2 separate regions of the Homo sapiens genome follow, and region 1 is linked to region 2. Evidence: chromatin contacts called from ENCODE Hi-C or POLR2A ChIA-PET data. All regions are on one chromosome and are shown on one strand. Each heading gives the region's core, a stretch centred on a gene start or an enhancer-like site at or near the end of the contact. The rest is flanking DNA. Distances are from core to core; before and after follow the strand shown.

Region 1 (2,700 bases), core at 180-2,679, 170 kb after region 2:
CATTTTGAGACCTGTCCAGCACAAGGTTCTAGTTTTGGGGGTCCTGTCACTTAAATAAGAAAATATTGAGTGCTTGCCTTGTGCCAGTGTCTGTTTGAAGAGGCAGACCACTGTCACTTTTCTTGTATTATCTAATTCAGTCCACACAACAATTGCCTTTGGTGGGAATTTTAATTATTCCATTTTACAGTTGGAGAAACTAAGGTACAGAAAGATAAAGTCACTTATCCTTATCAAACAACTAGTAAGTAGTGGAGCCACGATTTGAACCCAAGCAGACTGCCTGCAGCATCCCTGGTCGGCACCCCTGTGCACACTGCCAAATTGTCTTATTCTAGGAATTTCCCTTCCCTGCGCCATGACATATTAAAAACTCAGCTAGAGGTCATTTTGAGCAAGGAACCCTTCTCCACCCTGCCTTTCCATGAGAGGGAGTTGGGATCCCAGAGAAGAGGAATTCCAGAAGAGGCACTGCCACTTTGGCTATTTTTCCTGCATGTTCCCCAGGCAGGGAGCGCCAGCTTTTGATTTGCCAGGTGTCTCTCTGTTCTTCTAATTAACACCAGATCCAGCCTTTAGCCAGAGCCCTGCCTATAGCTGGAATCCACCACCATGCGGCTCAGGGGCCAGTTCGCTGTGACTGCCACAGAGGACAAAGCAAGTGCTAACTCGGGGTGGAGTCTTCTGTAATGATGCTCCCTTTGCCTCATCCATAAAAAGCTCCACTCAGATCTACCTCGTTTGTGGTGGAGGCCAGGGTGGCAGAGTGTGCAGGAGAAGGCAGAATCAGGCTGAAACAGCTCCTCTTTGCCTCCCTGGATTCTTTTCCAAAATGCTGTCAGCACTGCCAGTTGGAAAATATTTTTCTCCCTCCCTTTGTCTTCTTTCTTATTAAGAAAAAAAAAAAAGCCATCTGGTGTCAAATTCACTCCTGGCACATCATAAAGGGTAGCACTAAAAATGTCCCCGAAAAACTAAAAGCAAAACCACAGTAGTACACATGGGATTTAATCTCAGCATCCTAGAATTTCAGAGTTGATAGGGCCCTCTGAGATCAAACCCTTCCTGTAGACGGGAGGAAACTGAGGCCGGGAGGGATTATGTTATTCTTTCAAAAATGTTTACTGAGCGCCTACTATGTTCAAGACACTCTTCAGGCGCCGCAGATGAATCACGAACACAACAGTGAGGCAGAAATCCCCGCCTCCTTGGAGCTTTCCGTGGGAGGTTCTTGCCTCGGCCCTCGGGCCTGCGTCTGCCGCCGTTTTTAAACGGCCCCGAAGTTGGGAGCTCTGGCTGGGCCACCTCCGGGCTGGGGGCCCGGCCTGGGGCCGCCCCTCTTTTCCCGCCCGGAGCCGCAGTGTCCAGAGGGGCGAAGTTTGCGGCCACCGCCGGCCGTGCAGTCTCCCGCGCTTCCCCCGCCGGAGCGCCGGCCCCGCATTCCTCCGGGTTGAGCAACAGCTTTTCCTCCGAGGGCGGCTGGCCGGGCAAGGCGGGGCCGCCAGCGCTGGGGCCCTCGCGGGGCGCGGCCCGAGTGTCCGGGGCCTCTGGCAGCGCCCCGGGTTTAAGTGGAGCGCGGCCGCCAGACCCTCCCCGGGGAGCCGAGCTCGGAGAGGGGGGCCGCAGAGCCCAGGCCCCAGCCTGCCCTTCCTGCAGCGCCGGCGGGATTGCCGAAAGACCAAGCGGGTGCCAGGCCTCACCCGACCTTGATGTTGGCGTTAGTCCGGGTTGACCGCCCACTCTGACGCTCTATACAGAGAGCTCCTTTGCTTCCATTTTTACTCCAATCCTGGAAATTCTTTGTCGATGAAAAGGGGACAGTTTATAGTGAACTCCAAAAGAGGGGTCCTAACCTAACCCAGCTCTTTGAATTTAAACACTTACAATAATCATATGTGTGTGTGTGTATGTGTGTGTATATATATATGTACACATACATCTGTGTACACAGACGTATGTGTATACATACATATATATGTATGCATACATGTATGTATGCATACATGTATGTATGCATAGATGTATGTGTATATATGTATGTATACATATATACACTCACACACACATATATACATACATATTTGAGACAGAGTCTTGTTCTGTCCCCCAGCCTGGAGTGCAGTGGCATGATCTCGGCTCACTGCAACCTCCGACTCCCGGGTTCAAGCAATTCTCCCACCTTAGTCTTTGAGTAGATGGGACTACAGGTGCGTGCCATGCCAGGCTAATTTTTTTATTTTTAGTAGAAACAGGGTTTCACCATGCTGGCCAGGCTGGTATTGAACTCCTGGACTCAAGTGATCTGCCTGCCTCGGCCTCCCAAAGTGCTGGGATTACAGGCATGCACCACCATGCCCCACCCTTCATATTTTTCTTTTCCTGCCTCTTAAATCTTGAGCTTAGGTCTTGAATTTTTTTAGCTTTATTTTATTTTAGTATACTTTTTATTTTGGAAAATTGTTAGATGTACATAAAAGTTGCAACAATAGTGTAGAGAATTCCCATGTACTCTTCACCCCGCTTCCCCCAAAATTAGTATCTTACCTAACCATGGTACGTTTGTCAAAATGAAGAATTAACATTGGAACAATGCTATTAACCAAACTACAGACTTTATTTGGATTTCACATGTTTCCACTCCTGTCCTTTTTGTGTTTCAGGATTCAGTCTGGGCCATCATCTTGCATTTAGGGGTTTGAA
Region 2 (2,700 bases), core at 67-2,566:
CCTGACCTCAAGTGATCCGCCCGTCTCGGACTCCCACAGTTTTGGGATTACAGGCGTAAGCCACCGTGCCCGGCCTATTTTTAAATTTTTTATTTTTAGTGTTTTTTCCCCTCCCTTGCAATTTATGTTTCCTCTCATTTGCTTTTCCCTTCTTGTTTGTTTCTTACTTGTATATTAAAGTCCTTCCTTAAATGTCTAATGATCTCTGGCTATTTATTTTGAAGAGTAAGAACACTAAAAAGCTGATTGGAAAGTGGAATGAGGGCTGGGGCACGTAGGCCAAAGTGTTACATGTGGAATTCATTCTAGTTATCTATATCATTAAGAGAACTCTGATAAGGGTATCTTTGGGATTTTTCGTTTTGGCTGGTGAGATTCCCCAGAGAGGGTTTTCCAAAGGTATAATCAGCCTCTTGTTTACCTTTGTTTCGTAATAAATATTCTCAAGTTTGCTAAACCAGTTAACATTCTTCTGTTTGATTTCCAGCTTCCAAAATGTTGCTGTTGTTGTCTCCTTTCCCTTTCTTACGGCCTGGAGAGTAATACATAATTTCACCTTAACTGGAAGCCCATGTATGCATGTATGTATGTATGTATGTATGTATGTATGTATGTATGTATGTACGTACTTATTTGAGACGGGGTTTCGCTGTGTTGCGCAGGCTGCACTTGAACTCCTGGGCTCAGGAGATCCTCCTGCCTCAGCCTCCGGAGTAGCTGATACCACAGGTGCGTGCCACCACGTCTGGCTGCCCGCATTATTTCTCTAGGATTTTTACTGGAGGTCATTTTACTGGAGGTCAACTGCAGGATCGTATAGGAAGGTTTTGACACAAATTTTCTGATTGCCTCAAAGCAATATGTATATATGAAAAGAGGTAAGCGTCCGTATAATAATTGTTTGTTTTGCAACAAGCATTTAATAACTTTCACCGGCACTGCGCACGCTACCTATCTGCCTCAATACTCCGCCCGGCGGTGGGCAGGATATAATGCAAGAGACGTCTGAAAAAGCAATGAGATGCGCATGACAGCTGGGCGAAGACAGAGGGCAAACTTAAAAGGACCAAGCGCATAGACCACGCCTCTGAAATTGGGGAACGAGGAGGGGTTTGATCTTGTCGATGATTGGCTGGTCTCTGACCAATCACGGACAGCGATTGATATTTCTAATCGTCGTGATCCACCTCCCCAGGACCTTGGAGCCACGTTTACAAATAGGAATAGGGTACGTGGGAGGGATAGAACGTACAGCCAATAAAATCATGTGGCGCCGATGGGCGTGTTGAGGCCGCTGCCTGGCTTAGGGCGGAAACAGATTCTCTGCATAAGAAGGGGAACGAAAGATGGCGGCGGAAACGCTGCTGTCCAGTTTGTTAGGACTGCTGCTTCTGGGACTCCTGTTACCCGCAAGTCTGACCGGCGGTGTCGGGAGCCTGAACCTGGAGGAGCTGAGTGAGATGCGTTATGGGATCGAGATCCTGCCGTTGCCTGTCATGGGAGGGCAGGTGAGAGGCGTATAAGGGGCGAGGGTCTGGGCAGAAGAGGAAGCGGGTAAGAGATAGAGGAAGAAGGGCAGCTCCGGAGTCTGGGGCTGGAGCCTACGGGGAATCGGGAAGAGTAGGTATTGCTTTTACGGTGACCCCTGGGGGTCGCAGACTGAGACCAATTCTCTGGGGGCCAGGAATTGGGAGAGGTGGGGCTTCCCGCTGTCAACCTTCAGGTCTCAGTTTATGATCGAAACACCCGGACTCCGCCCCCGTGGAGAAATGGGAGCGCCCTCTCCTCTCACCCACTAAATACAGCTGGAGGGCTTATGGCTTATTCTGTCTTCGACTGATCTCTTCCCCAGGGTTTGAAGAGGGATTTCGTTGTTCTCCCTGATCCCAGCCTTTCTTTGCTTCCTTGCCCCCCGACCCTCCCTTCTTTCCCAGAGCCAATCTTCGGACGTGGTGATTGTCTCCTCTAAGTACAAACAGCGCTATGAGTGTCGCCTGCCAGCTGGAGCTATTCACTTCCAGCGTGAAAGGGAGGAGGAAACACCTGCTTACCAAGGGCCTGGGATCCCTGAGTTGTTGAGCCCAATGAGAGATGCTCCCTGCTTGCTGAAGGTGAAAGGGACTGGGTTAGATAGAATGAGGGCTTGGAAACTAGCAGTTCATCCAAGAACTGGAGTCCACTGAATGAGGCAGGATCTAGGGGACCTGTAGTGGTTAAGAAGACCACTGGAGGAGTAGACAGATTACACGGACAGGAAAGAAGCAAAGAATCCTGCAACCACTGATGACACTTTGCTGAACGTAGGAGCAGGTTAGGATAGAAGATCTCAGAAAAGGGCTAAAGCAAGATTGAGGGTCTGCGTGGGGTAGGAGGAGTACTTCCTTAAGCCTACTTGCTAAAGTCACCCCCTGCCCTATCACTCTGCTCCAGTATCCTGTTTTATTTTCATCGTAGCACTTTTCATGATCTGAAATCATATTTACTGAATCAGTTTGTTTATTTTCGGTCTGATTCCCCGCATTAGAGTGTAAACTCCATGAGGTCAAAGAATTAATCTTGTTCACAGTTGTATTCCCAGTGGCCAGAACAGTGCCAGGAATGTTCAAGAAGTTCAATTAATATTTAATTTTGGGTTCTTCTATGTTTCCCTAATATAATTGCTTCAGGGATACCATAATTTCTTATCTTTATGGAGGGCAA

Evidence for each region. A loop is a pair of places that touch in the nucleus more often than their neighbours do. ChIA-PET counts read pairs that join two places held with the same protein, here RNA polymerase II (POLR2A). Pooled maps may share reads with other maps.
Region 1: a loop to region 2 is called in a pooled map, with 3 times the contacts of the local background. The contact joins the enhancer-like site here to the promoter of OS9 in region 2. A Hi-C loop is called at or near these places in 1 of 50 pooled maps. POLR2A ChIA-PET finds 5 or more read pairs at or near these places in 2 of 52 experiments (MCF 10A and activated CD4-positive, alpha-beta T cell).

The regions. Positions count from the first base shown.
Region 1 is chr12:57,863,967-57,866,666 of GRCh38, forward strand. No RefSeq gene overlaps it. Among named protein-coding and RNA genes, the nearest start is that of CTDSP2, 19 kb to the left of the region's middle. RefSeq lists a silencer at 1,250-1,609. Within about 2 kb of position 1,430, at least 34 of the 41 ENCODE cell types and tissues checked have a DNase peak (open chromatin) inside an H3K27ac peak, as active enhancers do.
Region 2 is chr12:57,692,816-57,695,515 of GRCh38, forward strand. It overlaps OS9 (OS9 endoplasmic reticulum lectin), which reads left to right and starts at 1,317. Exons shown (of 15, transcript NM_006812.4): 1 at 1,317-1,508; 2 at 1,935-2,111. The coding sequence starts at 1,347. RefSeq lists enhancers at 946-1,520, 1,508-1,557.